Regions from separate parts of the Homo sapiens genome. Here region 2 is linked to region 1. A link is a contact called in ENCODE Hi-C or POLR2A ChIA-PET data. All regions are on one chromosome and are shown on one strand. The core of a region is the stretch at or near the end of the contact, and the rest is flanking DNA. Distances in the headings are between cores, read along the strand shown.

Region 1 (3,968 bases), core at 283-2,782:
TATTAGCATATTCCAGACTTCACACAGCTGACTCTCGAAATGGCACACATTGAAGTGCCTCTATGTCTCTAAACCCACATTAGCAACCACCAGTACTTCTATTACCCTGCTCCTTCCTAGTGTGCCCTCGAGACTCACATTCCCTGTGTCCATGGACACACTCACACCTCACATCACCTTTACCCTTCGTCCACTAAGCCTCTGACAGTGCTAAGACACTTCCCCACCACTCCTTCCTGGGCCCAGACAGACACGCAATTCTCATCTCCTTTAGGCCAGGCTCAGGTATTCCACAGTCCTTCCTCCGTTAGATACCCTCAGGTCCTTCCTCCACTCTGCCCTCATTAGCATATACTGGGTCCCAAACTACCTAGACCTTCGAGGCCACAGGCATACACCCTCTACAGCCATGACCCCCACTGGCGCACACACCACACTCGAGTCCTTCAGCTACCTGCCCTCCACAAGCACACACTGCATTCTCACACACTGCAGGCCCCACGGACAGACACGCAGTATTAACACCATCCAGGGCCTCATCGCCACGCACCAGGCCTCAGAGCCCTGACCCCACCAACACACGTTCTGGTACCTGTGCCACCCTGTCCCCCATGAACACACACCGGGCCTCTCTGCGGACATAATCCCTATGAGCATGTCTTAGAACTTCCTCGACACCCTACCCCCCGTTATACACCCTCGGGTCCCTCACCCGCTCCGCACCCCGCCCTCCTTCCACAAGCACACACGGGGCCTTGAACCTTACACGACTTATTGGCGTGAGGCTTACTGCCACATGCTCCGACCCCCATCAGCAACCCCCCCAAGTCTTTCACCCCATTGTCACCCATTTCCACACCCTTTGGTCCTTTGACTCCCCCAGGTCCCCATTAGCACCCACAGCACTACCCAACCCCAGCTCCCAGGACAGGCCCAGGGCGGGGCCAAGGTCAGGGAGGCCCCAAATGACCCCCCGCCCCGGTGCATTCTGGGAAATTCGCCGGGGGTGGGGGCACCTGCCAGCCCCGCAGCCCAGACCCCTGGGCACCGCCCGAGGTGGGTTCTGAAGGAGGAGGGGCAGCCTCCACGCCTCGGGGACGCGCTCACCGGCGGGGGCGCGCGAGCAACCTCAGAGCCGCGGGGCCGGCGCGGCGGCGCCTGGGGCGGCGGCCCGGGATGAGGCCGCGCGACCTCCTTCTCCTCCTGTTCGCCGCAGGCGCCCGTCCCAGTAGTCTTCAGCCATGGTTGCTGGGCCCGGGCCGCCGCCGGCTGAGGAGGAGGAGGCGGCGGCGGCGGCGGTGGCTGAGGCGGAGGCGGCGTCCCGCTCAGCCGGCCATGAGCTTGGCCGCTGCGGGCGATGCCCCCGGACTCGTTGGCGCCGGCTTGAATCCGAGTGCTCACGGCGGCTCGCGGCACAGAGCGGTCTGATCGCGGAGTGGCGGCGGATCCCAGGGCCGAACAGCCAACGGCCCAACCGCCGCGCGCGCCGCGCTCCGCGCATGCGCACGCAGGCGCTCGGAAGGGTGAAGTGGAAAGGAGGGGACTCACCTCGGACTGCATGTACCAAAGGACCCGTCCGCAGCGGGAGGGGACGCGGCCATCGCGAGCCCAGAGGAGGATGCGGCGCCAAGCCGGAGACGGCACCAGGGAGAACTGTGGAGGCTGTTTAGTACTCAGTTCCGATCTTGGCAGAAGTTTGCTAGCGCCTAGGTGAGCAGTGGCCAGTAACCTGGCGCGTCAATCACCACTCGTTCCCCCTACTCGGTCTCACTTGGTACATCCCCATGGTGGCAAACGGGACTTTTGCAAGGAGGAAAAAAGACAAATGAAGCACTCAGTTCTAGTCCCTTGAGGTGCTTGGGGAGGAAGGCATTTTAAAGGTTCGCGAGAAGATGACTTTTCGAGGAGAGGCAGCCTGAAGAGTTATTGGCCTTTACCACCTTAGCTAGGACGGCCTATCCCCGCCCAACTGCCCCCTCCACCGCTACCTCATTCCCGTAGTGAACGTGTGCAGCCCCGCCCTTTGAGGTTGTCGCCCAGCCAATCTGATTTGCTCTCTGTGGCGAGGCCGAGCAAGAATAAAGGGCGTGGCTGACTGAAGAGGCGTGATTTCGCTCTCTACCCGACTCCGCACGCCTCCGCCCAGGTTTCATAGGTTTTCACCGTCGGCGGGGGTGGGGTCTCCTTTTTGTTCTGAGCTCCTCCTTCGCTATAGGCCGAATATTCCGCAAGGTGATTGGTCATAATTGCGCTCAATCGAGTCTCGTCCCGCCTTTAGCCCGCCCTCCATCTCATACAGCGGGCCTCCCGGGGTGGAACCCAGGCTGAGAAAGAAGGAAAGAGGCGGATCCTTAGAGGCGCAGGAGCCGCTACTGCGCATGCTTGGAACTTCGAGCGGGGCGGAGCCTCTTTTCTGCCTCACACGAGTATTTGCATAGGCGCCGTGCGTTGGATTTTCCTGCCACCTCTCTTGCCCGGCACAGCCCCTCCCGTGCCTCCCCTCACTCTGAGGGTTTTTTGTTTTGTTTTGATGTCAGTCAACACAAGTAGAACACTCCGCGGTTTTATTTCCATTTTATTTATTGGGCGCATGTTGTGTGCCAAGTACTACCAGGCCGACCTAATCCTTCACTTCCTTCTGCCTGGAAAACCACACTATCCCCAAGTCCAGCTCAAAGGGCTGCAACCTCCAGCAGGCCTTCTGGCACATCCTTACACTACCCTGTTCCAAGGCAGCCTCCCCGCCTCTTCCGGGCTTCCCTTTATGGCAGCCTTGATCACAGCAGTTAGGATTTTCAGTAAGGTTTACATTAGTGAGATTTCCCGGGCCATGATGGGAGTGGAAATATTTGACAAAGATAAAAGTCCTCGCCTTGGCATAGAACAGGCTCATCACTTCTCTGACCTCATCTCTTCCTCTTCTTCCCCTGACTCACTGCCACCATACTAGCGCTCTTTCTAGCTGTTTGAGTGAAACGGGCACAATCCAGCCTCAGGGGTTTTGCATTTGCTGTGGTTCCCTTTGCCTGGAATGCTGCTGGCCCACATCCACGTGCCTCATTCTCTCACTTCTTCCAGGTGCTTGCTTCAAAGTCATCTCCATGAAGCCTTTCCGATTTAAAAATTCCTACCTGCACTGCCATCATTCCAGATCCCCAGATCGGGCTCTATTCCTCGCCTTTTGAAGAGCACTGATCAACTTCTAAGGTACAATTTGCTTACTGTGTTTATAATCTATTCTGGGTGTCAACCTAGCAGAACGTAAAACCCCAAGAGGACAGGGATCTTTGTTTTATCCACTGCTGTCTCACGTGCCTAGAAAGTGACTGGCACACAGCACACAACAAATGTTTGTTGAATGCCTGCCAGAGCAGGCCAAGAAAATAAAATGATCAGAAGGAGGTGGGCAAATAGTTCCAGGCAGTGACAAGAGAAACCTTTGTCCCACCCTATCCTTTGTGGCTGCTGGGTGCAGGGGGCTCGGTGCAATGACGCAACCCCCGCCTGCTAAGCCCTGATCTCCCATCTGGCTGGTGTTAACAATGGTAGACTGGTAGACAAACCGCAGAAGTAAAATGGAATGAGGTGGAGGGGGAACAACTAAGATGCAACCAGGATTCATGCATGACTCAAAAGCTTGTTTTGATGGAGAAGGGTGTCAGGCACGAATAAGGTGTCAAGGAGATCCAGGAGTTGTGGTGGGGAAGACATGGAGCCGTAATGGGGGAGGTGCAGTGAACAAGGTGTCTATAGAGTATCCGCAAAGGAGCTGGCATACTGGAGAAAGAAGACAACAGTTGTGTTCAAGCCTCAGCTGCTGTAGTGGTGTGGCCAGTGGACTGCGGTGTGGAGTGTCTAGGGTACTCTAGAGCAATAATGGGAAAGTTCCTGTGGTGGGAAAAACTTTCCCTTTGACAGTATCACCACTAGATACCAAAGGGAAAATGCCTCTGTCCTCAACGTCCTAG
Region 2 (4,284 bases), core at 247-2,746, 340 kb before region 1:
TGCCAAGGTCTCAGCTTCACTGCACAGGGTTGCGGGGGAGAGAACAGGGAAGGGGGACAGAGCATACTGTCTTGGAGGGTAGAGGAGCACACAAGACTCTGTGCTGGGGACCAATGGGGAAGTCAGTACACACTGCACTGAGCCGTCAGGTACATAAGAAGCACGAACAGAATGTCCTGGGTTTTTTTTTTTTTTTTTTCTGTTTTTTTTTTTTTCTGACAGAGTTTCGCTCTTGTTGCCCAGGCTGGAGTGCAATGGCATGGTCTCAGCTCACTGCAACCTCCACCTCCCAAGTTGAAGCCATTCTCCCGCCTCAGCCTCCTGAGTAGCTGGAACTACAGGCGTGTGCCACCACGCCCGGCTAATTTTTTGTATTTTTAGTAGAGACGGGGTTTCACCATGTTGGCCAGGCTGGTCTCGAACTCCTGACCTCAGATGATCCACCCGCCTCAGCCTCCCAAAGTGTCCTGGTTTTTTAACAGAGAACGGGGGAAATGCCAGTTACTGTGGTGAGGGAGGAGTCGCAGGCACGGTGATGGGAAAGAGAGGATTATCAGATACTGCCCTTAGTTTGGGGAAGATGGAGGTTGCACCAAACATGTCCTTAAAGGGCACTGTGGACATCCCTAAGCCCTGGGGTGTAATGTTGATGTTAGGACCACAGACACCGTTGTTAGGTGGCTAATGGAAGTCCCAAGCCTCTATGATGAGGAATTCATGGGGGGGGGGGGTCACTACATACTATGCGGAAGGGAGATGTAACAGGCGTCACTAGGGACTGTAATGGGGAGAAGGGTGGAAATGGAAATGACCAGACATTGAGCCGAACTGGGGAGGTAATGGTGGACCACCAGACATTGTCATAGCAAAAGGAGAAGGAAGGTATGGTGTTGCGGGGAGAAAAATGGAGGTAAAGAGGGAGCTCCAAAATTCTCCTTGACAACCTGTGAGGGGTCACAGGCATATTACTGGTCTAAACTGAATGAGGGATCATGGAAGGCGGTTACAGAGGCGAGAATCCTGACATTCTCCCGGCGGGGGCGGTCAGACACTGATCCAGAATAAGGAAACCGGGGAGTGAACCGCGTTTCCACACACTCCCCGCAGTTGGTAAGGAAAGGTCATTGGACACCTTAGCGGGGGTTAAGACGGAATCCCGGCACCACTCGGTCGGGTCCCGCCTACCAAAGGGCTTCCGGCTCTGCGCAGGCGCACCACCACTAGCAGCGGGCGAAACCATCACCCGCAGCCTTGCCCGCCTATTCCTGTTACCCACCCCACCCCCGCTGTCGACGATGGTCTCGCCCCGGGTCAAACCACTCCTCCGGTTCCGGGCAGGGAACGCCGGGGCCCAGGCGCAGCCATCCTGGAGCTGAGCTTTCGGTCCGGGCTCCCTGCCCGTGCCCGGCAGCCGCTCCAGAAACCGAGCCCTCCCGGGCCCGCCCTCACCTGTCACGCCGCTACAGCCGCCGCCGTCTCCATCTTGGGCCTCTCTTCTTGTTTCCTCACAGAGTCCGCCTCCGTCGCCTCTCGGACTCTCGTTATTGGCTCTGCGGGACTCAGCCTTCCACCCTTATTGGGTCAGGGTCACGTCTGTCAAGGCAAGACCAACGGAATGTGAGTCGTGTTCCGGATTAGGAGGGGCCGCCTGAAACGTCAAGATCTGGGGCAAGCGCTCGTCCTGACTCGCGCAGGCGCAGTTGAGGCAAGACCTGCGTGCCTAGGGCTTTAACCCCAACAGTGGCATAGACGTATAAAGCAGAACACAGGTCATTTGGGGCTGACCTTAGGGCTTTGGCATCTGGGCGGAGAAATCCTTAAGTACCCTTTTTGGGCCAGTGCCCTAAGCACCCTTTTATGATTTTCCCGTGTCTCAGTTTTTACCATCTTTGAAATGGGTTGGAATCAGAACCAATGATCGGCGATGTTCACCAGCTCTAGGAGACTGTAGTTCATAGCCTTTGAGGACAGCGGGTCTCTGGTGTGGCGGGGGCTGGGGGACTGGGCCTAGGAGGGGCGGCCTGCTGTCTGGGAGGCTTCCTTTAGGAATGGGGTTGATTAGGACTATGAAAAACTAGTCACAGGTGGCCAGGTGAAGAGGGAAGTGCGGACCTGGAAGGGAGCACGATGCCAGTCAATGTGTGGAGGTATTGTGGGGTAAACACAAATTTTTAAAGATCGAATTTTCCCTGGTGTCAAAAGAGAAAGACGTCTCTCTTAGAGCATTTCCTTTAGAAAACTTGTAACTGTAAAATTTTCTCTGTCCCTTTGAGATGTATGTAAGTCCTTTTAAAAGCTAAATCTCTTGCCAGTTTTACATCCCCGGAATGTTTTTCTTAAGAGCCTTGTAGCCATCTCTTTGAAATGTAAACATCAATGAAAATAGCACCCCTGTCTTTCCCTGTCTTCGTGGGAATTTGATCTGCGTGCCTGGCTTCAAGTTATTACCTGCTTGTCATAGAGATATGAGTTTTCGTTTTCCTTTGGATAAAGGCAATTAACTAACACAGATAGCCACCCTAATTACCAGGTGAATTTGGGATGAAGTATGTGTACCAAATGGTGCCGTCAAGTTTCTTGAGCACAAGTTATTGTTTGAGAATATGTTTGTAATGGGCTGTATCTGCCTGCTACATAAACGGATGAGATTTCTTTCTGTCTTTGAAACCTCTTTAGCAGATTGTTTGTGATGTGCATCACAGTCTGGTGTAATGCTTATTCAGTTATAAAACTTTCCATTCCTGCCGGGTGCGGTGACTGATGCCTGTAATCCCAGCACTTTGGGAGGCCAAGGCGGGCGGATCACTTGAGGCCAGGAGTTCGAGACCAGCCTGGCCAACATGGCAAAACCCCGTCTTTACTAAAAATGCAAAAAAAAAAAGTCAGCTGGGCGCGGTGGCGCGCGCCTGTAATCCCAGCTACCTAGAATGCTGAGGCAGGAGAATCACTTGAACCCAGGAGACAGAGATTGCAGTGAGCTGAGATCACGCCACTTGCCACTTGCACTCCAGCCTGGGTGACAGAGTGACCCTGTCTCAATAAAACAAAAAACAAAAAAAAACTTTTCATTCTTGTCTACTTTGTGGAGAGGATTCATTGGGTTGGCACGAGATTCTCTTTTTAATTATTTCCCCAACACCATGAATGGCCTGTTGTGTTTCAAGTGACTGCATTCTCCTGTTTGGAGATTTAGCATCCTTTGGCAATGTAATGGGAAAGATCAGAGGAAGGTCATAGGTGAGGGGGGGCCTCAACATATTTCAATCTGTATTTATCACATGGCTTTCTCTGTCTATAAGAAGGAAGACAGAAGTTCTGCCTACTGGCCTCCCATATAATTTCCATTTCCCAACTCCCCTTTTCTTTTCTTTTCTTTTCTTTCTTTTTTTTTTTTTTTTTTTTTTTTGAGACAGAGCCTTGCTCTGTCACCCAGGCTGGAGTACAGTGGCAAGATCTTGGCTCACTGCAACCTCCGCCTCCTGGGTTCAAGTGATTCTCCTGCCTCAGCCTCCTGAGTAGCTGGGACTACAGGCGCCCACGACCATGCCTGGCTAATTTTTATATTTTTAGTAGAGACGGGATTTCACTATGTTGGCCAGGCTGCTCTGAAACTCCTGACCTCAAGTGATCTGCCCACCTCGGCCTCCCAAAGTGCTGGGATTACAGGCTTGAGCCACCACACCTGGCCCCAACTCCACTTTTCTATTCGGATCTTCACCATTTAATGGCTAAAAAAATTTTTTTTTTTTTTTTAGAGACAGGATCTCACTATGTTGCCCAGGCTGGTGTCGAGCTCCTGGCCTCGTTCTCCCAACACTCTAGGATTACAGGCATGAGCCACCATGCCCAACTCCAATGGATAAAATTAAAAAGACTGACAATACTATGTATTGATGATAATGTAGAGCAATTGGAACTTTCATACATTGCTATTGGGAGTGTAAAGTGGCACAAGCACTTTAGAAACAGTTTGGCAGTTTCATATAAAATTAAACATAGACCTGCCATGCAATCAATCCAGCAATCTCACTCCTAGGTATTTACTCTAGAGAAATGAAAACACATGTCCAATGGTGTGCTGGTAAATGTTTGACAACCAACGCTCCAGGAAGAAAACAGCTCTAATTTGTACTGTCCCCATGGCTTATTTCAGGCTACCAATATGACAGTCGCTGAACCAGATTTAAAAGAGATGCACAAAATCCGCTCTGGTGAGCCAGCTACAACATGCTACTATTACAATATGTCTGCACAAAAACTTGTATGCAAATGTTCAGATTAGCT

The links. A loop is a pair of places that touch in the nucleus more often than their neighbours do. ChIA-PET counts read pairs that join two places held with the same protein, here RNA polymerase II (POLR2A). Pooled maps may share reads with other maps.
Region 2: a map of gastrocnemius medialis shows a loop between it and region 1 (2.9-fold over the local background). The contact joins the promoter of ARAF here to the promoter of CDK16 in region 1. A Hi-C loop is called at or near these places in 2 of 168 maps with a recorded cell type or tissue (CD4-positive, alpha-beta memory T cell and gastrocnemius medialis), 8 of 37 single-sample maps with no recorded cell type and 16 of 50 pooled maps. POLR2A ChIA-PET finds 5 or more read pairs at or near these places in 6 of 52 experiments (A549, CD4-positive, alpha-beta T cell, Caco-2 and 3 more).

Annotation. Positions count from the first base shown.
Region 1 is chrX:47,216,245-47,220,212 of GRCh38, reverse strand. CDK16 (cyclin dependent kinase 16) reads right to left here and starts at 1,532. Exons shown (of 16, transcript NM_006201.5): 1 at 1,108-1,532. It overlaps LOC105373194 (a long non-coding RNA gene), which reads left to right and starts at 1,563. Exons shown (of 3, transcript XR_949047.4): 1 at 1,563-1,710; 2 at 3,079-3,207. RefSeq lists silencers at 1,019-1,088, 1,099-1,208, 1,229-1,388, 2,089-2,198 and enhancers at 806-1,445, 1,589-1,658, 1,779-1,898.
Region 2 is chrX:47,558,417-47,562,700 of GRCh38, reverse strand. ARAF (A-Raf proto-oncogene, serine/threonine kinase) reads right to left here and starts at 1,496. Exons shown (of 16, transcript NM_001654.5): 1 at 1,450-1,496. LOC124905184 (a long non-coding RNA gene) reads left to right here and starts at 1,262. Exons shown (of 2, transcript XR_007068225.1): 1 at 1,262-1,617; 2 at 4,154-4,284. RefSeq lists a silencer at 1,130-1,429.